Regions from separate parts of the Homo sapiens genome. Here all the other regions are linked to region 1. Evidence: read pairs that join two places in POLR2A ChIA-PET (ENCODE). Cell type or tissue: HCT116. All regions are shown on one strand.

Region 1 (8,000 bases):
TCCTGCTCCATCCAGGGCCAGAGGTAAACCCCCACCCCTTGCTCCACACCTCAGGGGTGTGCACCATGGGGAGGGAGGGAGGCAGGACCTCCAGCCCCTCTCAGCTTCCTGAGAAGTCTTTGCCACCTGGGGACCCCTCCCTGCATCCCCCTCCTATGATCTCCCATCTGGGGCCTTGGTGAGAAGAGGCTGTTGGAATGCCTCAGGAGACATGGCATGTGTCCCAGCCAGAGCCATCTTGATAGCAAAGCTGACACCACAATCCCGATGCCTAATTGCATGCCTTCTCCCTCTCACCTTCCCAGCACAGGGAGGTTGCTGAGAAGAGAACATGAACACAGAGGCTAAGAGTGAATGGGTCTTTTCTTTTTTTCTTTTTCTTTTTTTGGTTTCAGTTTTGTTTTGAGATGGGGGTCTTGCTTTGTTGCCCAGGCTGGTGTTGAACTCCTGGTCTCGAGCGATCCTCCTGCCTCAGACGCCTGAGTAGCTGGGATACAAGCGTGCACCCCCATGACAGGCTGAGTGGATGCTTTGGATTCAAACTCTGCTGTTGACGAATACTGTTAGTTGCCTGTGTCATACATCTCCCACAGCCCCCCTTATGCTACACCTTCTGCCACATACACACCCTTCCTTACAGTGACAGCGAACCCAGCTCCAGGCAATGGACTATGACTGGTCTAAGCCAAGGGTCAGCAAACTACGGCCTGAGTGCCAAATCTGAATGCCCCCTGTTCTTACATGGTACATGAGCTAAAATGGTTTTTAACACGTTTCAAATGGTTGAAAACATAAAAATAATATTTTGTGACACATGAAAATTATATGATATTGAAGATTTTTAAAATTTCAATGTATAATTTTTATTTTTTTATAGAGACAGGGTATTGCTATGTTGCCTAGGTTAGTCTCAAACTCCTGGCCTCAAGTGATCCTCCTGCCTCGGCCTCCCAAACTGCTGGGATTACAGGTGCGAGCCACTGCACCCAGCTGAAATTCAAGTTTAAGTGTTCATAAATAAAGTTTTATTTAAATACAACCACATACGTTTGTTTATATATTATCTATGACTGTTTTTGCGTGACAAAGGCAGAGTTGAGTAGTTGCAACAGAGACTGTATGACCCACAAAACCTAAAATGTTTCCTGTCTACAACTTTCCAGAAAAAGTTTGCAACCTTTGGTCTAAGCAATCATGATAATCCTGCTCCTTTTTTCCCAGGCTTCCTTGCAATGAGGAGTAGGCACATGGTCCAGTTCTGTCCAAAGAAAACTAAGCAGAGGTTTCTGGGGGAGACCTGCATAAAAGCATTATTTTTCTGAAAGAAGGAGACAGCATGGCTGGGCCCCATCCTCCCTACCTCCTGCCTGAAGTGTGGGTATACTCTCTGGAGCCCAGCCAGGTATCTTCTTTCAGAGCCCATCTCCTGCCAAAATATGGAAAAACAGAGGGTCAAGAGTTCAGTCTGGAGGGCTGGGCAGGCTGGCTGGGGTCCAAGAGAGGGGAACGGTCCACCCTGGGCACCTGTCCAGAGGATGGGCTGCTTCTCACCTAGACCAAAGGAACCACTTGTCACCTGGAGTGGATTGAAGAAGGGTTGTCCCCTCCCAAGAACTTATTCGATGACTCCTGTCTGCTGGCCCCAACATTGACATCTGGAGGGCTGGAAGATGGACTGTCTCTGCTATGGAATCCTGGTGGCCAGCATTTTCCCCACGTCTTCTGGGTTTCCCTTTGTACCCAGCTCCTCCTATTGTAACTGAAAGATAGTAGATAATCAAAATAATCTTGGATGGTTGGGTGGATAGGTAAGGGCTGAATGAATGAATGAATGGAAAATACAGCTATTAAGAGGCTATCTTTCACACATGTGAGCTGACGGCAACCCTGTGAGGTCACAGGCTAGGTGTTACTATGCCCATTTAACAGAGAAGGAAACCGAGGTTCTGTAAAGCTAATTGACTTTCCCAAGGTCACAAGACTTGGAAGAGGTGAAGCTATGGCCCAAACCAACACTGCTTCAAGACCTGGGCACAGGCCCCTCCTGCCTCACCTCCCTGGACATCACCTCCAGTCCATACTAGACCCAATATATAGGCAAAGAACCTGCCGTCATCTCAGCAAATCATGAAAGGAACTTTCATGATTTGATGTGCAACCTTTGCAAATCAAATGATACGGGTCTGGGAAGCTGCCAGGAACAGCCTCTCATCCACATCCCCCAGTTCTGCTCTTGGGACTGCCAAGAACACGTCACTTCCTTAACAGTACATATTTGTAGAATGAATGAGTTCTCAGTACATATTTGTAGAATGCATGAGTTGCCCTGCATCGGTACAAATTCCTCAACAAAAGTCATAGGCTACAAAATCCCGGAAATGCAGGTACGATTGACATCACGTTTCCTAGCTTTGCAATAGAATGCAATGTGCATTCTGGTGGCCAAATGAGCCTCCTGCTGTGCTACACAAGCCCATGATATTCATCACCACCATCATGAAGGATCAGTTATCAGGCACACTTGCTGTGTGCCACTCACTATTCCAAGCATGCTATGTGAATGTTCTCATTTAAACTTCACAACCAACCCAGTGGTCTGGGTAATACTGCTATCCTCATTTTATGGTTGAGGAATTTAAGGTTCAGAGAGGTTAAGTAACTTGATCAAAGCCACACAGTCAGAGGTATCAGAGTCAGGTATAAACCCAAGTTTTTGTTTTGTTTTTTGTTTTGTTTTGTTTTTTACCTCCAATAAGAGAGGAGGTGGCAGGGAAGTCTTGTGTGGGATGGCTCTTGGGGGACAAATGCCCCCTCTGTAATCTGTATGGAGGGTGGTCCAGTCCGAGAGCTGACAGGAGAAGAGAGAGCTGCTGCTCAGGGAGGCAGAAGTGGGCGGGGACCTCTTGTTTGGGCAAGCCTTTCCTTGTCCCGTGCCAGGCTCAGCCCTAGCAGGCTCACCCAGTGGACATGACTGTTTGTGTGTGTTGGGGGGTGGGGTAAGGGCAGTGGATTAGGAGGGGTGGGGCTGGGCTAGCTGGGTTGTGATTCCCATGGAGACGCTGGTGATTCATTGCCCCTTCCAGCGAGTGGGGCCTCTATCAGGATGTGACTTGTAGTAAACAAGTCACAAGATGCCATCCAGGCAAGAGGGAAATGGGGAGGGGAGGATGGTGTCTCATCCTGAGCCTGGGCATCCTGGGCTTCGTAAAGTGCCTACCTGAGGCCCATCCCCAGGCTGCAGTGAAAAACCTTTCTTTGCCTGGGGGGAAGCACACTGGAAAAGGTCACTGCCAAAACCTTTTGAACTCTTTTTCCTGGAAGGTTCCAGGACCTCCATTGCCCTGGCCCAGAGGTACAGCGACTCGAGCTTGGGCAGTGAGTCCTGGTGCCCGGAGAATATCTCTCCCAGGGCTTCTGAGAGGTATGCATAGATAAGTCAACCTATGGAGTTTAGAAGAGCTGGGCTGAAAAAGAAAAGAAAAAGCTAAATCAACCTGCACACCATTAATTGGCACCTACTATAAGTCCAGCAGGGCCCAGTGGCTGACTTGGGATAGGTGCTCAATAAAGGTGTGTTGCCTGACTGAGTAACTGAACCGGGCTCATAACTCCAGGCCAGATGAGAAAACAGAGGAGGCACATCCCAGCCTTCAAGGAATTCAAAACCTCACTCACAGTAATAACACAATTCACAGAACAATTAAGTGTTAAATTGCGAGACTCTCCCTAGGTGTTCTAGGAATTTTAAATGGGGGCTGGGACCTTAGGAAGGCTTCCTGGAGGAGGTGGACTCAGGTTGGTTGAGTGGGGAGGCTGGAGGTAGGTCTGAGTGTGAAGGGGGTTCAAGATGAACATAGCGAGGAATGAGGCAATTGTGTGATCCTTTGGAGTGGGAAGGTTTTTAAATATCCTGCCTGATGCCCACAGGCCTGTACCACAGTTACAGGGCTTGGTTGTGGAGGTTGACCCCATGCCAGGAAATCACTGAAGACAGGTATGTCCGTTATTGCCTGATTTTATGGGTGAAGAAACTGTCCCGTCTTATGGGTGAGGAAACTGAAGCTCTAACATGCTCAGTAAATTACCTGAAGCCACATGGATACAAAGGGGAAGAAAAACTCAACTTGCGCTCTTCAACATGTGGGCCGCTAGCCGTGTATCTGAAATGTAGCTAGCCGTGTGAGTGCTTGAAATGTAGCCAGTCCCAACTGAGCTGTACCGTATGTGTAAACAACACACCAGATTTCAGACCTACTAAGAAACAAACAAAAAATATATAAAACATCTAATTTATAGCTCTTGTTAGTACTTATTACATGTTGAAATAATATTTTGGATATATTGGATGAAATAAAATCTATCATTAAAATTACGGTTAACCTTTGAACAACACGGTTTGAATTGAGAGGGTCCACTTATACACAGATTTTCTTCCACCTCTGCTGTCCCTGAGACAAGACCCACCCCTCCTCTTCCTCCTCAGCCTATTCAATGTGAAGTCGCCAGGGATGAAGACCTTTATGATGAACCACTTTCATTTAATGAAGAGTAAATATATTTTCTCTTCCTTATAATTTTCTTAATAACATTTTCTTTTTTAATGGCAAGGCTTCTGGTCAATAGCAGGCTAGTTATAGTCAAGTTTTGGGGGAGTCAAAGTTATACTTGGATTTTTGACCTCATAGGGGTTGGCACCCCTAATCCCCTCATTGTTCAAGGGTCAACTGTAATTTCATCTGTTTCTTTTTGCTTTTTAAATGTAGCTACTAGACATTTTTATTTTACTTATTATTTGTTTTTCTTTTTTAGAGACAAGGTCACCCTATGTTTCCAAAGCTGGCCTTGAACCCCTGGGCTCAAGTTATCCTCCCGCCTCAGCCTCCTATGTAGCTGGGACTACAGGTGCACGCCACCATGCCCGGCTAGAAAATTTTGAATTATATACGTGGCTAGCATAATGTCTCTACTGGACAATATCCCTGCCAAGTAGCAGCGCAGCCTCAGCAGACACCTCTAAAGATGGTGTATTAGATCATTAGAGCTGCTGCAACAGAGAACCCCACAGATTGGGTGGCTTTAATAATAGAAATTTATTGTCTCACAGTTCTGGAAATTTATTGTCTCTGACTGGAAGTCCAAAATCAAAGTGTTGGTTCCTTCTGAGGCTCTGCCTCTCCTCTAGCTTCTGGAGGTTTGCTGGCCATCTTTTGGGATCTGTGGCTTCTATAGCTGAAAAGCGTTATGAATTCTATGCTTTCCATCACCCTGGTTCTATCCCTGCCTTTGTCCTCACATGCTGTTCTCCCAGGGTCCACATTTCTCCTCTAAAATAGCAACACCCATCATGTTGGATTAGGGACCCAACCTACTCAACTAATGACATCTACAAAGACCCTATTTCCAAATAAGGTCATATTCTGAAGTACTAGGGGTTGGAGCTCCAACATATGAATTTGAGGGTCACACAATGCAACCCATAACAGATGGGGACTCCCTCCCTCTCCAGGAGCCCATTCCATATTTGGATCACCCTGAATGATCTTCCTCTTGTGCCAGCCCAGAGATCCACAAAGGAGCCTCCTTAAAATCTCTTGCAAATGCCCAGCCCCACTCTGTCAGGTGGTGCCAGGGACCAGGGACACCCTCATTTCTTTCCTTGGAGCCCAGGTATGATGGGCCCCACCCTGGGTGAGACATATCTGTTAACGATAACCACCTGGAGAGCAGGAAGGAGAAAACTGATAAGGGAGAGAAGGTTAAAAATAACCCATGAGCTGCCCACATGACCTTTGCCCTTTGCAACTTTGATTTACAAGCATCACAACCAGGAGATCACCTGGGTCTATGCTGGCTGTAAAACCTCATGGCTGACGCAGCTTTCTACTCAGTGGCCTGGGAATTTCCAGTCCTGTGGTGTGACCGATACACAGAGGTCAGGCAGTTGTTTTTCTTTCTTTTTTCCCTGGCAGCCCTTCAACACCTTCCTAAGAGTGGGAGGGGTTCTAGTGAGGGCTCTGACTTACCGCTCTTTGTCCCTTAAGAGGAGGGAGTTGGCTTAGGAGGACTGCACTGTCCTTCAGAGCAGCCGGGTCACTGGGACCCAGTTCAACCCCTGTCCTAGCATGACTTGGGAGAGCTACGGAGTTTATTTCAGCCTCGGTTTTCTTATCTGCCAAATAGGAATAAGAAAGAAGGTTTGCCTTGCCTGTCCTGTCAGGTGCCAGTGAGAAACCATCTAAGAGGGCATCTGGGCCCTGGGGTTCAAGGAGGACTGAGGTGGTCACCAAGCCCACCTGCACTTCAGTCCCCCTCGCACATTGCACATACATGAAGTGTGTTCGGGGCCAGGTCTTAAGGTGCTTTGGGTCCCTCACTGTCCAGGATGGGGTTCCCAGCGGAGCTGCATCAGCATCCCCTGGGAGCTTGTCAAAAATGCAGACTCTCAGGCCCTACCCCAACCTGCTGAACCAGAATCTGCGTTTTTAAACAAGATCCCCAAGAGATGAGTGTGCTCATTAAAGTTTGAAAAGCCCCACTTCAGTGGACATTATTTTGCCTGTCTTGGGCCCATTCCCCCTTCTTCTGGTAAAATTGATCGTATTTTTTTGGGGGAGAACCATGGGCCCCAACTCTGGCCATATGTGCTTCAGTAGGGCTAATCCACTCTCCAGAACCCTGAGGGCACACGAAAGTGAGTCCTGGCCAATCCAAATCAACGCTGGGACTGTGGCTGGGCACAAGGACCTCTCTTTACATGGCTGTTGTTCCGCTGTAGGATGGAGTCTGGAGGTGGGCTCCGCCATTTTGGTCACGATTATGAGAATCTAAGAGTGGAATCCTTGAAAAAAGGAGCAGAAGAGGGTGTGTGTGTGAGTGAGTGTGTGTGTGTGTGTGTGTGTGTGTGTGTGTGTTTAAGAGAGAGAGGAGGATTCCAGATCACATCTACTGAGCTTCCATCTTTGTCCAAATTCAGATCGACTTCCTGGCTTTTCAGTGTATATAAGCCAATCATATAAGACCGAAAGAACAGGTCTCGTAGGATGTGATGACTCCTGCAGGAGGCAGGTAGGAGGATATCTGAGCAGGCAGATGATAAGGGATGAGAGTGTTAATGGTAAAATAACTGGCAGTGAAAGACATTTCAGGCAGGTGGTCCTACTTGAATGCCCCCTTCCAAGCACATCTGTGGTGCAGTGTGTCCCATTCCTGGAGCCAGGCCTGACCTGCCCAGCCTGCCTTGCCCCCACCCCCGTCCCCAGGCTTTTGCTAGGAGCTCTGGACTCATAAGCTCGGGCCAGCTCTGGCATCGCATTGCCTGGGCATCTCCCTGCTTCCAGGATGGAGGCCCCAGGAGAGAGGAGGCTGTGGCCCGGGGCTGAGGACAACAGCCAGGGCCCAAGGCTGTTTAAGGAAAAGCCACAGTTCCATTGTATAGACCTGTAGACAGAGGGGTAAACTCAGAGGAAATGAGTTGCCTTGATGCACACGTTGATAGCCAGGGGCTACGTCTACCCGGCCAGGCCCAAACTGCGTTCCCCAAGACATTGACCAACCTTCCCCATTTGATAATGACTGAAGGGGTTTCAGGACATTGGCCAACCAGGATGAGTTTGATTGCCTATTCCCAGAGGTTTCCGGAGCATGCATTGGGACAGGCAGGAGTGGTAGGGTGGGAGTCCTGGGATGCCAGGTCGGGAGGGGAATCCTCCTGCCTCCGGGAAGCATGGGGTCTGCTCCCAGGGCTGCTTTCCCAGAAGCCAGAGCACCCTCGCCCCTGCAGGGCTTGGAGGGGGAGTGCTGAGATGCAGGGATGGAAGAATCTAGGCATGAGTATGCATGTGTGTGTCTGTGTGTGTAGAGGTCTCGTGTGTGTGTGTGCTCACGCCTATGTGCAAGTGGTAGTATCAGTGGCCAAATGAGAGGCAGTGCCTGATGTGAAGCTGCTGGGTATGAAACATGAGAGCTGTGAGAATCGCCTGAAGACTCCATGGGCCAGGGCT
Region 2 (8,000 bases), 220 kb before region 1:
GGAAATGCTTTTGAGACCTTTTGCCCATTTTGAAAATTAAAATTGAGTTATCTGTATTTTTCTGATTATATTGTAGAATTTCTTTGTATAATGTGGAATTGAGTTGTTTGCCAAATGTAAATGTCAGTATAGCTTAACTTTGTATTATTCTTTTTATAAGTGAGGATGAACATCTTTTTATTAAGAACCATTTGTATTTCTTTTTCTGAAGAGTCTTTATCCTTTGCCTATTTTTAAAATTGTTTTGGCATTATTTCATATAAATGATAGGAACTCTTTATATATTAAGAAGATTAGCCTTTTGCCTTAATATCAATGGCATGTTTTTTTCTTAGCTTGACACTTGTCTTTTAGCTTCGCTTATGGTGTACTTTTTGGCCACGCAGGGTTTTTTTCTTTTTTTTTTTAAAGAATTTATCAACCTTTTCTTTTAGATGTGTAGTCATTTTTACGTCCAATGTCCCCATTAGATACCAAAGAGAGGTGATGTCAGGCAATGTCTAGCCGCCTTGGACTGAGCCTATGGAAGGGCCTGAGCTAGTAGGGAGGGGAATAGGGGCTCAAGTCCTCTTTCTGCTACTTATGAGCTGTGGATCTTTAGGCAGGTTACTTTACCTCCCATTGGGGCAGTTTCTTTTTCTGCAAAATGGGGATATTAGGGCCCACCTTACAGAGTTGATGTAACAATTAAATGAGATATTGTACGAAAAGCACCTAACGCACAGCTAGCACAGAGTATAAACACTCCATACAAGGTACTTCTCTCTCTCTAAATGGGGTGTGTATGTGTGTGTGTAACAGGTGTAAATAAATGTGTGTGTGTCTGTGAGTGGGAGGAAGCAGGGCCCAGCTGTAGGATACAACACACAGTTGGCTCAATTACTCGTGGCCTCAAGATTAAAAAGCGGCTCCAAGTATTTACAGGCCCCCGGATAATTGCAAATCCCACAGCCTGGCTCCAGGCCAGAGCACTCTGCCTACACTCCCTTCCCCCACCTCCTCCACTGGTGGTCAGAACCTGGCTCCCCTACTCCCTCACTGGGATGGCCTGGCCCATAGATACCCAGAGGATCTGAGACTCCAGGGTGGTCTTGAAGGGGAGAGGCTGGGGCCTTGGTGGTCTGCTAAGCCTTCTGGAGATCCCCATCTGGACTGATTGCCTGCTCTGGGGACCTCTCCAGGCAAGGAGATCAGTGTACAGCCAGTGAGTAGAGGGGCTCCACATGGCCTGGGGCTCTCCCCCTTGACACCTTGGCTCAGCCAGACTTGCAAATCTCATTCCTCAACATACTGGAGTTCACAGAGCAAGTGGGGCTTTATGTCTCAGTGTTGCTGAGAAAGGGCCAGGAATTCCCTTTTTGTATATCCAATTCTTCCAGAGTTCTGGGAGAGCTGGCAGTTTAAAGAAGTCCTGCTGAGAATCTTCTAGGCAGACCAGGTTACCTCTTCCCTGTGGAGCTTTGTGAAGCTGTTTTTCTCTGACTTTGCTAAAGATGAGAGGTGCATAGACACCTCTGGAACCAGCTGGAAAGTTGGCATGAGGCCAGGGAGGTCTCTTTGTTTCCCCAGTAGTGCCAGTCAGCCTCACAGGGCTCTGGTGCTAGGAAAGGGCTCATGGGCAGCAAATCCATGCTCCTTCTTGTCCTACTCACTAGGGAAGTGGGCACCAAGAAGGGATATGATTTGCCTGAGGTCACTACATTAGAAGCAAATCCAGGCAGAGATCTAGAAACCAGGAGCACACTCTTTCCTCCCTTCAAGTTCCCAGCATCAGGCATAGGGTCTTTAGTGTAATGGGAGCTCAAAGTGATGGTTGGCTGGATTCAAACACCAGGTTTCCTGATGGCTGATCCAGTACTGATCTAGTTCTCTCCCAAGATGGCCCTGGAAATATTCTATGCAGAGAAATACTTTGTAAGATCCTTGTTGAGGGTAGCTGTGGTAGATTAAAGACGGCTGCAAAATCATGGCTATTCCTCCATGGAGAGGTGGGGCCAAATTCCCCTCTGCTTGAAACTAGGTTGGGCTTAGTACCTCACCTGACAAATTGAATGATGTGGAAGTGATGTTCTAGGACTTCCAAGGCTAGGTCATAAGCAGCTTAGCAGCTTCTACTTTAGCCATTAGTTAGCACTCCCTCTTGTAAACCTGAGCTTCCATGTAGGAAGTCCAGCCACGCTGAGACCGCCAGGCCAGAGAACTCACTTGCAGGCCTCTGGCTGACAGCATCTCTGAGTCCAGCCTTCTCACTTCCCCTAAACACACACCAGACACGGGAGCGATGCCGTCTTGGGCCCTCCAGTCCATCTGCCCTCTCCATCCCACTTAGGCAACCACCACTCATTAGTGAGTCCTGCCTGGATTTCCGATCTTCAAATTCATAAGATGCAATCAAATGGTGCTTGTTTTAATCTACCTGAGTTTTGGTGACGTTTGTTACACAATAATAAATAACTGTAGGAAAACTTTCCCTCTTCAGGAGCTGCTGTTGAGCCCATTCCAGAGTGAGTACATGCAAACTTACCCAGCCCCAAATATTACAAAGGTAACCTGGCTGCCAACTGGCACAAAAAGCTAAACCTAAGTCTCACATAGCGAGCACTGCACGCAAGGCACTCTGTTCACACATAATTCTCAAGCCACCTTTTTAGATAGTTTCGTGTGATGTCTCCATTTTACCAGAGAGGAAATGGAGGCAAAGGTTAACAGACTTGCCCAAGACCACACAACTAACAAGTTGCACAGCTGAGACTCAAAACCCACGCCTTTTTCCAGAGTCTATGTGTATTGTCTCCCTCGATGAGTGGGTGCTTCCTGGGGCTCTCCCCACTTAGGAAACATCATGCCTGCACAGGCTGTGTGGGTGACATGAGGGACTCTGGAGTAGACGTGAGAGTGAGAGTTCCAGTGCCCAGGAGAGCTGCCTCCAGGGTGATGAATGAGTCCAAACCCCAGGCCCAACCTCGTTCCATCCACCCAAGCCCCCTCCTCAGGCCCCTGCCACAGCTGCCACCATCACAGCCTCCTATCCAATTACAAGCCCCAGACTACCCCCCTCCCTACCTCCTCCTCCTCCTCCTTCCAGTCCACAGGAGGGCAGAGACCCATCCTTCCTGGGAACAGTGCTAAAGCTGGAGCACAAATCTGTCAAAGGCCGTGCCAGCTGCTGTCATTGCTGTGGCCCCCGCTTGCTGAGCTCATTCCCTGGGGTCCAAGGCAGCTGGTGCTGAAGAAGGACAGGAATGAGGGCCCTGCAGTGAGGATGTGTGGAATCCTGCAGTTGCCTTTGTTTAGATGTGTCAGACCACACCAGGCCTGGGCTCTGCACCTGCTGCTGGAGGAAGTCACCTCCTACCTCCCATCCAGTACATGAGCATGTACACACACACAGTGCCACCTCTACCTTCCGCTCAGGGTGCGCTCACTCTCTCTCACACACACACACACACACACACACACACAGAGTGTCTCCTCTACCTCCCACTTCAGTGTGTGCTCACACACATACACATACGTATGCTGACATAGTGTCACCTCAACCTCCCACTCAGGGTGTGTTTATACACAATACACACTCACACACACAGAGTGTCCCTTCTACCTCCCACTTCAGTGTTCAGTGTGTACTGACACACACACACATCCAGTGTCACCTCTACCACCCATTCAGCGGCCTCCCACACAGTTGGGTCAGTGTGTGGAGTGATGTGGAAGCTCCCACATAGGCCTGGTAATACTGGTCTTTCCCGCTTAGTTGGTGACTCTTTCCTAATCTATTTTTATTTTCAGAGATGGGGTCTCAGAGTCTCAGGGCCTCGCTCTGTTGCCCAGACTGGAGTGCAGTGTTGCAATCAGGGCTCACTGCAGCCTCCAACTCCTGAGCTCAAGGGATCCTCCTGCCTTAGCCTCCCGAGTAGCTGGGACTACAGGCGTGTACCACAACAGCTGGATAATTTTTTTTTAACTTTTTGTCAAGACTTTTTTCACTTTGCCCAGGCTGGTCTTGAACTCCTGGACTCAGGTGACCCTCCTGCCTCAGCCTCCTGAGTAGCTGAGATTACAAGCATAAGCCACCATGCTCGACCCTGTTCCTAATCAGTTTTCCCATCAGAAAAATTGGTTAATCAAAGCATCAAACTTACAGGTTTTTATATTTCAGGTCCTTACCAAATGATTGTTGAATAAAACCAAAGAGTCACTCCCCAAATCTATCATTCATCCCTATGGTGCAGGTCCCTAACCCCACTCCCTGTACACTTTCCCTTCCTTCCCACCATCCCACACACACATGGACCTTGACCTGAGCTGCTCCTTATCAGGCCTGCCTTCTACCCTGAGAGTCCATGAGCTGCCTTCCTCATGGCCATGCTCTGAGGCCTGAAGTGGGTGGTCAGAGGAGCTTCCTATGTTTTGGAAATGTATCTAATACTTGGAAAGACATGACAAGCTCACTGGATGTTCTTTCAAAGCCACACTAGAGCATGGTCCAACAGACCCTCTAAGGGTCATCTGACTCTCCAGGGGAAAGTAGCTTCAATTGACCCACTGTTTTCTACTGATTAGACCCAGACTCTGTAAATGAGATGTTAACTTACAGGGAAATAGAGGCTGGTAAATTGGAAGTGACTCTTGTCTGCTAGAAAAGATAAGCCCAGAGCCGGGCGCGGTGGCTCACACCTATAATCCCCGCATTTTGGGAGGCTAAGGTGGGTGGATCACGAGGTCAGGAGTTCAAGATCAGCCTGGCCAATATGGTGAAACCCCCTCTCTACTAAAAATACAAAAATTAGCTGGGTATGGTGGTGGGCACCTGTAGTCCCAGCTACTCTGGAGGCTGAGGCAGGAGAAACGCTTGACCCTGGAAGGTGGAGGTTGCAGTGAGCCAAGATTGCACCACTGACTCCAGCCTGGGTGACAGAGTGAGACTCTATCTCAAAAAAAAAAAAAAGAAAGAAAGAAAAGAAAAGATAAGCCCAAAGGTTAATGTCCTAGACAACTTTTGTCATCCTGCTGGTTCCCTCATTAATAAGTCCCTGACAAATTCTCACTATAGCCTGTATGAGAATCATGATTTCAACTTTGCAAAAATTATGCTTCAACGCTGATCTCAAGTTTCCAGAGGATGTCAGAATTGGGGTGAGAGGACCTCTGAGGGTGGAAATTGGGAGGAAGAAGGTTGAAGTCACTGTGAAGGATGACAGGCTGTAGGGTGGAGAAGAAGACTGAGCTTAAGGCAGGAAGTGCCCCTGTGTCCTGAGTAAATGGTGCTGAGGATGCTGGTGGGAATATGTGGGGTGGGGGTGTGTGGGGGAGGTGGGGGAGAGGAGCAGACAGAACTGGAAGAGGTGATGGCTAAACAACAGTGGTCAAGCAAAGTGGCCACCAAGCCAGGAGCTCATTGGTCCCTCTTCCTAAACCTGAGAGAGAAGGTGGATGAGGAAGTCTGGTCTCTATGAGAGAGTGTTTCAAAGAAAAGAAACCTCAAAAAAATTCTCATGTAGTAAAAGGAACGTTCCAGAAGTCTTGGTGATACGAGTTTTTTGAAGGAGGTGGGGGTGAATATGGAAGATGGCAGACTGCAAGGAGCAGCTCCTCAGGTCCAGGAATGAAGGCAGCAGGGTGGGAAGCCTTCTGGAAGGCAAGCTGAATCATAATGAGGCCTGTGACAGACTGACCAGACCTGGGGCTTCCTACTGGAACAGGGCCTGGTGTGGACTCAGAGATCAGGGATGCTTCAAGTCTGAGTTCTGAATGCTGGGCAGGGACCATTAGGGTTTTTCTTGGTGGGCTGGGCTAGAGGAGACAACTATGGAGTTGGTCACACTTCATGTGTGACCACAGCAGCTTTTAACAGAAGCACCCTAGAAACCACTGGTACAAGGACAGTATCAGGTGGCAAGGAGCAGCCATAAGGCCCCCCAGCAGCATATCTGCACCACCAGGGCTGTGATTACCAGCAAGTCCCACCCTCAGAGCTGCTGCTGGCACAGACTCATCAGCTGTGAGCTTCAGGTTTCTTCTAATAAGGAGGCTGATGAATCAAACTGGCTGGTTTAAAATTACTCTCCACTCAAGAAAGGAATGAGCTTAATAGCCCCAAGTAAAATGGGGCAGTAGCACATTACTGTGGCTGGTCAGGATGCAGACATTGGCTCACTCATCTCTGTAACCCCAGCCCTCCAGCTTGGGGGCCTTTCTGTCTAAAATTCTGCCAGTTTCAGAGACTCCCCTCTATACCCAGTTGCTGTGCCACTGTTTATTTACCAAAGATAAATTCCACTTTCCTCATTGGATAAAAACAAACAAAACAAAAAATCTCTGCTGCTTTCTTTTGTATAGATGCCTCAAAAAGGATGTCTCCCAGGTTCACAAACCATCCTTTCCAAAGGTCAAAATTTTAGCCCACCTAACTCCACTTTTTGAGGTCAATACATTTCCCTGGTTAGCAGGTCTCACCTGTGGCCCTCCTGGGCCCTGCCCGAGATCCAGTGTAGAATCTCCAAGGGGAGAGACTAGAAAAATCACTCTTTCAAGTGAATTTGATAATGAGGCAAGGACTGGGTAGGTTTAGATTAGAACCTCTCCAGTTTGCTAACAAGATAGTACGCTGGGTTCTGCACACATTTCTAGACAAAGTTCTGGCAAGGCTATTCCAGAATCTTACCTCACCACTAGGTTCACCCCGGGGTGGGGAGATCGGGGGCAGATGAACTGGGCTCCACAGAGTGCAGCTTCTCTCCAGCACCCATTCCTCATTTCTCTATGGGTAGAATCTAGTTAAAGAGAACCATGGTGAAGACGGCAGTCGTCTGTGGGGCAGTCTCTGAGGGGCGAAGCAGCCAGGGTATTGTGGGAGCTAGCCTACCACAGGTGGAACACTCACTCATCGCCAGAGAGGCTCCCCGTCATTGTGGACCTCTGAGGTGGACGAGGCCTGCGGTGAAGCTGGCTTCCACCACTTACAGCTGCATGGCCATGATGGGTAATAACCTCTTTAAGGTGTAGTCCACTCCTTTGGAACATGCAGAGAACAGTAATTCTTTCAGGGTTGTTGTGAGGTTTGTCTGCCACAAAGAACAGAAATTACTCAGCATAGAGCCTGACACATAGTCAGTGCTCAGTAAGTGCCAGCTACTGTATATTCGACAAACACTGGGTAAAAATAAGAAAAACAAAAACGGATAGGCATGGCCCCAGCACAGAACTTACAGAGTACAGGGTCTTAAAGGGACATTTCACTCTAAAATAATAGAAGACAATGGGTATTTGTTTTTAAAGTGACAGGAAAATAACTGGGGAAAAGCACAGGGTTGATTCAGAAATGAGTTTTTTTCTGACCCCTAGAAGCAGGGAAAAAAAAAAAAAAGAGGAAGAGAGTTCTGACCTTGCACGTTCTTTAGACCTAAGTCTGTTGGAGCTAAAATAGAGTACAGGGGCACAGAAAAGGGGTGTGTCTTACACATTGCAGAGCCTTTAGCCTTGCGGCAAATTGTTACCCCTGCACCTGCCCTAATGTGTCTGACAGCTTGGCTACCTGGAACTGTTTTGAGTTGTCAACATCCATATCCCTTCTGATATTGTTGGCTCTGTGTTCCCACCAAAATCCCATCTTGTAGTTCCCATAATCGCCACATCTCGTGGGAGGGACCAGGTGGAGATAATTGATTCATGGGGGTGGTTTTGCCCCATCCTGCTCTCGTGATAGTGAGTTAGTTCTCACGAGACCTGATGATTTTATAAGGGGCTTCCCCCGCTTCACTGGGTGCTTAGGCTCTCTTCTGCTAGCCTGTGAAGAGGTGTTTTCCACCGTGATTGTGAGTTTCTTGAGGCCTCCCCAGTCATGTGGAACTGTGAGTCAATTAAACCTCTTTTCTTTATAAATTTCCCAGTCTCAGGTATTCCCTTCATGGCAGTGTGAGAATAGACTAATACACCTCCCTACGTCAAATGTCCCAAGTGTCTCCTTAAAAACCCTCTTATGGCTGGGTGCAGTGGCTCAT
Region 3 (8,000 bases), 51 kb before region 1:
CTTCCCAATTTAATCTTGGTAGATTGCATGTATCTAGGAATTTGTCCATTTATTCTAGATTTTCCAATTTATTGGCATATACTTGCTCATAGTAGCCACTAATGATCCTTTAAATTTCTGAAGTATCAGTTGTAATGTCTCCTTTTTCATTTCTGATTTTATTTATTTGTATCTTCTGTCTTTGTTTCTTAGTCTGGTTAAAGATTTGTCAATTTTGTTTAACTTTTTTTTAAAATGTAAGACTTTAACTTCAAAAACATTTTAGCATTCCAAACATACAAAAAAAAAACAAAACACTCAACGTTTCAAACCGTGTTTAAGTACAGAAAGTTCTTGAACTTTCATTGATGCAGTGGCTCTTCACTTTGCTAATAATGAATAGTTCTACAGTTTGTTTAAAAAGTAGTCCCAGCTACTCCAGAAGCTGAGGCAGGAGAATCACTTGAACCTGGGAGGTGGAGGTTGCAGTGAGCTGAGATCGCGCCACTGAATGCTGTGTCACAATATACAGAAACAAGACAACCTGAAGCTAAATGTATGCCCTCTGCAGAGGCAACAGGTCCAGCCTCACAGTGCATGCCCTGAGCTATGGCCCTTCCAAAAGGCAACTTCCCCACAGCCTCAACCCCAAGCAAAGAGCTTCAAGAGTTTGTCTTGGTCGTTTTGTTCTTTTTACAAACTATAGATATATACAGTTGATAACTTAGGTTTCCAGCCAATTACCATATAGTTAAGACCACCTTACAAATTAAAAAAAAAAAAATGCCAGAAACATCTTTAAATGCCTTGTCACACCAACCGCAAAGTGCACAGAGTGAGGAGAACATGAGAGTGCCTTTTCATTTTAAAAATGTTTGGAAATATGTACAACTTTGATACAGTTTCAGGGTGCTCTGGACACCCATGGCCACTTCATGTAAACCACCGACAATTTCTAGAGCACTTTGAGAGACTACAATATGATCGTGATCAAATTTTGTAATTAAACCTAATGAGGGCAACAGACACTTCTCAAATAAGAAATGTGTCAATTACGGCCCTCCCCTACTCTAAGGTATTCACAAGGAGACAGATAAACAGGTTTTTTTTTTTTTTTTTTTTTTTTAATTCATCCTCCTCCTTCTCCTCCTTTTCTCCCTCCTTGTCTTCTTCACCTTCCTCTTCCACCTTTTTCCGGGCAACTTCAGCAGGACACTTTGCACCATCAAACTTTCCTTTCGACTTAGAGTCGGCAACATCCTTATCATACTTCTCCTTCAGCTTTGCCGCCTGAGTGACGTAAGGCTGCTTTTCACTGTCATTTAAGTTACTCTACATCTCACTCAGCTTTTTTTTTTTTTTTTTTTTCTTCTGCATCACCAATAGAGATGCTAGGTTTTGTGGAATTGATCTTGGAGCGGAATTCTGAATAGAACAGGAAGAATCCAGACGGTGGCATTTTGGGGGCATTAGGATCCTTCTTCTTCCTGCCTCCCTTAGCTGGTCCATAATCCTTCTTTTCCTGATCATAGTGCACTTTATCCACCTTTGCCATTTCATCAAATTTAGACTTCTCTTTCCCATACATTGTCTTCCACCCCTCAGAGCACTTCTTGGAAAATTCTGCAAAATTGACAGGAACTTCTGGGTTTTTCTTTTTATGTTCTTCTCTGCACGTCTACACAAAAAGGCAGAAGCAGACATCTTGCTCTTTGGTTTTGTGGGGTCATCTTTAGCCATCCTGACTGTATTGTTCACTAGTCTCAATTTTGTTTAACTTTTTGAAAAACCGACTTTTTGTTTCATTGATCTTTTGTATTTTTTTATTTCAATTTTATTTATTTGTGTTCTGATCTTTATGATTTCTTTTCTTCTGCTAATTTTGGGTTTGGTTTGCTCTTGCTTTTATAGTCTTTGAAGCTGCATTGTTAGATTGTTCATTTGAAGCTTTTCCTCTTTTTCAATGTAGGCACTTTTAGCTATAAACTTCCCTCTTAGTATTGCTTTTGCTGTATCCCATAGGTTTTGTTATGTTGTTTTTCCATTATTATTTGTTTCAAGAAGTTTTTTCATTCCTTTTTTCTTTTTCTTTCTCTCTTTCCTTTCTTTCTTTTTTTCTTTTCTTTTCTTTTCTTTTCTTTTCTTTTCTTTTTTTTTTTTTTTTTTTTGAGATAGGGTCTGGCTCTGCCACCCAGGCTGGAGTGTGGTGGTGTGATCTCGACTCACTGCAACCTTAACATCCCACCTCAGCCCCCTGGGAATACAGGAGGAAATACAGGCATGTGCCATCACACCCAGCTAAGTTTTGTATTTTTTGTAGTGACAGGGTTTTGTCATGTTGCCCAGGCTGGTCTTGAACTCCTGAGCTCAAGGAATTGGCCCACGTAGGCCTCCCAGAGTGCTAGAATTACAGGTGTGAGCCACTACACCCGGCCCAATTTCCTTCTTAATTTCTTCATTGACCCACTGGTCATTCAGCAACAGATTGTTTAATTTCCATATATTGTATAGTTTCCAAAATTCCTTTTGTTATTAATTTCTAGTTTTATTCCATTGTGGTCAGAGTAGATGCTTGATATTATTTTAACTTTTTTGAATGCTTTAAGACTTATTTTGTGACCTAACATATGGTCTATCCTTGAGAATGATCCATGTGCTGAGGAAAAGAATGTATATTCTGCAGCTCTTGCATAAAATGTTCTGTAAATATCTCTTAGATCCATTTGGTCTATAGTGCAGATTAAGTCTGATTTTTCTTTGTTGATTTTCTGTCTGGAAGATCTGTCCAATGCTGAAAGTGGTGTTGAAGTCTCCAGCTATTATTGTATTGGGGTCTATCTCTGTTTTTAGCTCTAATAATATTTCCTTTATATGTTTAGGTGCTCCAGTGTTGGGTGCATATACATTTTAAATTGTTGTATCCTCTTGCTAAATTGACCCCTTTATCATTATATAGTGGTCTTCTTTGTCTCTTATAGTTTTTGTCTGATATAAGTATAGTGACTCCTGCTCTTTTTGGTTTCCATTGGCATGGAATATCTTTTTCCATCTCTTTATTTTCAGTCTGTCTGTGTCTTTATAGGTGAAGTGTGTTTCTTGCAGGCAGTAGATCAATGGGTCTTGTTTTTACATCCATTCCAGCAATCTGTGTCTTTTGATTGGAGAGTTTAGTCCATTTACATTCAGTGTTATTATTGAAAGTAGGGACTTACTCCTGCCATTTTGTTATTTGCTTTCTGGTTGTTTTCTGGTTTTCTCTTCTTTCTTTCCTTCCTGTCTTCTTCTACTGAAGATGATTTTCTCTGGTGATATGATTTAGTTTCTTACTTTTTATTTTTTGTGTATCCATTGCATGTTTCTTGGTTTGAGGTCACCATGAGGCTTGCAAATACTTTCTTGCATGATTTTTAACTTTGTTTCATCAGTTATATTTACATCTGTGAGAGCTACCACAAACTGAAGGTACTTTTTCATCAGAGTGGTTTGGTCAACCACCACGGCTCCTTGTGTTGCAACAAATGCCATTTTTCTTTTGAGCTGGTTTGTTTCTCGAGAAAAGTATCAGGTCCGTGAGTTCAGTCAGCCCCAACCTCAGTGGCCTGGCTCCCACAGCCCTATCCTGTGACTGCCTGCTGAGCCCTCACCTCTGTTGCTGCTCCACCTTGCACAGTCCCACCCCATACAAGAGTTCATTTCTTAAAAGGACATTGTCAGGATTAAATTAGTTTCTATATTTAAGTGTCTCAGAAAAGTGCCTGACACATAGAAATAGCTCAATACGGGTTAAATATTATCAATATTCTCCCACCCCTACTTAGGGTCTCTTCTGTACAAAGGATCTCATTGCAATATGAGTGAGGAGGTCAAACATCATTCGGTAATGTTCTGGTCTAGGACAAAATTTAGAACTGAGTAATTTTTGGCAAGTAGTTTAATATCTTTGAACCTCAACTATGTCTTCCATTAAAAACAGATTTCTAGTTACCTTTTAGGGTTCATGTGAGAGCTCAGTAAGAAAATGGTTGGTTAAGGCAGTTATGCCTACATTAAGCTATTTTGCCTACCACAATGGTAAAAATTATGTACACATTTTAAAGATTTGCATTAAGATTAAAACCAAAAAAGGGTTTCTGCAGCTCATCTCCACTTAAGTGGGAATTTCTGGGGACCAAGACCACTCTCATCCCTAGTCCCTATTTCCTGACCTCTCCAGATCTGCCCACATGGCCTCTTTGGCATCTTGACAAAAGCACTCATTGGGATGAGGTTCTTTGTTGCAGTTGCCTGTGGACACAGATGGTCTTTTCCAGCCAAAGAAAGACAGGAGAAGCGCAGGCCCATGTGTGGCTGCATTGGTTTGCAACAAACAAGATTCATTCATTTGGTCCTTCATGCATTCTTTTTCTTTTTTTTTCTTTTTTAAAATAAGACAGGGATCTCACTATGTTCCCCAGGCTGGTCTCCAACTCCTGGGCTCAAGTAATCCTCCTGCCTCAGTCTTTCAAAGTGCTGGGATTACAGGCGTGAGCTACTGACCCTGGCCATACTTTCTTTCATTCAATAAATATTTATCAGTGGCTTACTCTGTGCCAGGCATGTGTGAGGACCTACGGTTCAGAGGTGAACAAGGGAGATATGTCTCATGAAACTTACATTTTAATTGGGGTGGTGGGTGACAATGGTTGAGGAATCAAGTCATATCTTTGGAAACTGGTAAGTATTAAAAAGAAAAATAAAACAAGGCAATGCTGAGAGAGAGGCTCTAGAGATAGGGGAAGAGAAATGGCAACAAATTGGACGGAGTGGTCAGGGAAGGCCTCAAAGAGGAAGTGACTCAGGCAGCATCTGCTGTGAGACAGGAATCTGGCTCTGCAGCAACATGGGAACACAGCATTCTTGGCACAGATGCCCTGGGATGGGAATGAGGAGGCCAGAGTGCCAGGAGCTTTGTGGAAGAGGCAGGCAGAAGCCGAATCTTGGGACCATCCTTTCTCACCTTGCATGGCCCAACAAGTCTGTGTAGGGCCTTTTCCAGGAAGGCAGAGCCTACCCCTAGCTGACTCTGTGTCCCTTCCTGTGGTTGCCTCACTGGTCCAGTCTCACTAGTCCCTCTGGCTCCCTCTGGCTACTTCCGGCTTCCTCTGGCAACAGACTACTGGGGGAGATAAGTGAGAATTGCAACATGCTCTCTCATTACCCTCAAGGAACTAGAAAGATAGAATCTCTACGGACCCCACAAGACGACTGATACTACAGACTAGACAAGAGCACCAGGTGAGGGCTGAGGGGAAGTTTTGGGAGGTGTGCATGACCACTGAGAATGGAGGGTGGAGGTGTCAGAGAAGTGAGAAGAGCTCAGCCTGGACAGAGGGTAAGAACGAGCTGGAGATGGGGTGTGGATGGCAGTCCACATAGGAGGAAGGTAGAGCAAAGGAGTCCTCATGGGAAGGAAAGGACTAGGCAATCATACTCAGATCAGTTTGTCTCGCCCTTGGGCTGAGCCACTAGAAATGGAAGAGAAGCTTGGAAAAGGCGAAGGAGACACTCAGCCTTGGGAAAGTAGTCAGCGAAGTGGCATGGAGCATTCTGGACACAAATGCCCAAAGACAGGAATGAGGACTCTGGAGCTACACTACTTGGGTTCAAATTTGAATTCTGTTGCTTACTAATGCTGGGACCTTGACAAGTTACTTAACCCTTCTGTGACTCAGTTTCTCCATCTGTAAAACAGTGATCATAACAGTACCAAATTCATTTTATAAAGTTTAAATGAGTGAATAGTTGCAAAGCACTTAGAATAAATAGTACCTGGCCCAGAATGATGTAAGTGTTGGCTAAATTAAATGAATGCTGGTGAGCAAGTGAGACTCTCATTCTGAAGCCAATGGGAAGCTCTCAGATGTTTCTGGGCTGTGCCATGCATGGAGGAAAAGAGTGCTCTGCTCTAATTCATCTGGTGCAGGCTGGATTGGAGGTGGACGGCCTGGGATCAGGAAAACAAGTTAGGAGTCTACTGCAATAGCCCAGACATGAACACTGATTGGCTGGTAGCAGGGCTGCTGGGGAGAATAGAGGGGATGGAAGGCTGGAGGTTGCTGCCGAAGGAAGTGCTCCTAACATCTGGTGTCTGGAGACGGGACTGGGGGTAGTGGGGTACAGATGGAGGAAATGGAGGCCTTGAGCTTGAGTGATGGGGCGAATGTGGGGCTATGTCAGAGAGGGAAGCTGGAAAAGTCATCTGGTTTGGAGGAAGATGGTGCCAACACATGGACGTGTGTTGCCTTTGAGGCCATGGTGTGCCCACAGTGTTCTGGGTGTGATTTCATATCCTGGGTCTGAGGAAAGGAATCCTAGGGGGTTGGATTCTGGCTCCTAGAGAGATGTGAGAACGAGAGTTTCAGCCCTGGCCTCTGCTCACCTGTACACCTGCACGTGTTTGGAGGAGGGTAGGTAGGCTGGGGACAGGCAGTAAATATTTAATGAGGCTGAGTCCACACATCCTCTGCATACTGTATTAAAAGGGCAGTCAGGAAAGGAAGACCCTGCTTGTGTCCACCACTCCCAGACACTCGGTAGTGACAGTGGTCAGTGCTCTCCTTACCCTCACCCCATTGCAGGGGAGAGGATCTCACAACTCAGCCCAAGGCTGACCACACTCCTCCGACTCTCACCTGGATAAGGGTCCCAGCTGGGGTCCAGGGACAGTGGTTGGGACCAATAGTATTTGACTACTGGTTTCTGTTAACAAGTGTTGACTGGGTACCTGCTTCGGGATCCAGTGAGCACAAAATGTCCACTAACCAATGGATTTTTTGAGCATCTCCTCTGTTCAAGCTCTGTATAAGGCACGGGGCTCAAAGTAAAATTAAATGCTTGGTTCCAGAAACCGCATTAGCCTAGGTTTTTGTTTTCCATTTTTAATTATTAATGACAGTAGCTTCAATATAGATATCAGAGGAATGTATCCTTCTAGTCATGAAAATCTTGTTTTAGCCTGGCTTTTAAGTATAATCATTCCCTCCAATCTTTCCTATAAAGGGTTGTTAATTATATGAATTAATATATCTGTAAAATTTTATTGGGATTAGGTCCATAGCTTTCATTAGCTTCGTAAGGTTTTTTTAAAATCATATTTTTCTTTTTTAGTTCAGAAAAGAGTCAAGAAGAAAATTAAAATGGCCCATAATCCTACTGTCCAGATAACCCCTTGTTTTCACTTTTTAAATGCATATGGAAAATAATTCATGTTCTAGAAAGACACAAAATGAGAAGCAAAATTCTCTCACTGCTCCCTCCCCACTTCCGTTTCTCTTCCTAAAGGTTTGTGCTACTAATGGTTTCTTATATATCCCTCTAGAAAATGCTTAGTGCACTTATCAGCATTATAAATGCATTATGTACATCCTATTCTTAAAAGCTTCTCCCGGAGGTTAAGAACTATTGCTCTCTCTAGGCATGATTGTCTGTTTTTATGCTTTTTGCCCTGTTGATCTGCATTTTAAAAAATAACAGAGGAAAGTCCTTTCTCTTTCTTTCTTTCTTTTTTTCTTTCCTTCCTTCCTTCTTCCTTTATTTTCCTTTTTTTTCTTTTTTTAGAGATGAGGTCTCACTCTGTCACCCAGGCATGCTGGAGTGAAGCAGTGCAGTCATAGCTCACTGCAGCCTCAACCTCCCAGGCACAAGCAATCCTCCCATCTCAGCCTCCAGAGTAGCTGGGACCACAGGCATGCACCACCATGCCTAGTTAATTTAAAAAAATTTTTTGTAGAGACGGTCTCACTGTGTTGCCCAGGCTGATCTCAAACTCCTGTACTCAAGTGATCCACCCGCCTTGGCCTCCTAAAGTGCTGGGAATACAGGCGTGAACCACCATGCCTGGTCAAGGAACTCATTTTCTAATGCTCCTCTGCCTTGGACTAGTGGACAGATGTCAGGAAGTTACTTTACCTTGCTGAGCCTCAGTTTCCTCATTCTTGTGGGGACTCAATGGCAGTGTCAATGCAGAAAGGCCTGGGCACACA

What was found. ChIA-PET counts read pairs that join two places held together with the same protein. Peaks named below come from ENCODE experiments on the same cell type or tissue, not always from the same donor. Only the 100,000 strongest peaks of a DNase experiment are listed, where the experiment ranks them.
Region 2: POLR2A ChIA-PET joins it to region 1 with 7 read pairs; 3 of 35 experiments call an interaction of 5 or more read pairs at or near these places.
Region 3: POLR2A ChIA-PET joins it to region 1 with 7 read pairs; 7 of 35 experiments call an interaction of 5 or more read pairs at or near these places.

The regions. Positions count from the first base shown.
Region 1 is chr10:110,393,830-110,401,829 of GRCh38, reverse strand. No RefSeq gene overlaps it. Among named protein-coding and RNA genes, the nearest start is that of SMNDC1, 93 kb to the right of the region's middle. RefSeq lists enhancers at 5,807-6,056, 5,825-6,119. In HCT116, no CTCF peak of the experiment used is centred here; DNase peaks (open chromatin) are centred at 2,299, 3,009 and 5,869; H3K4me3 peaks cover 3,089 bases; H3K27ac peaks cover 4,983 bases.
Region 2 is chr10:110,613,229-110,621,228 of GRCh38, reverse strand. No RefSeq gene overlaps it. Among named protein-coding and RNA genes, the nearest start is that of RBM20, 27 kb to the left of the region's middle. RefSeq lists an enhancer at 6,753-6,802. In HCT116, a CTCF peak has its summit at 7,674; no DNase peak of the experiment used is centred here.
Region 3 is chr10:110,444,348-110,452,347 of GRCh38, reverse strand. It overlaps LOC105378482 (a long non-coding RNA gene), which reads left to right and starts at 4,912. Exons shown (of 4, transcript NR_188210.1): 1 at 4,912-5,253. It also overlaps the pseudogene HMGB3P5. In HCT116, no CTCF peak of the experiment used is centred here; a DNase peak (open chromatin) is centred at 4,846; H3K27ac peaks cover 884 bases.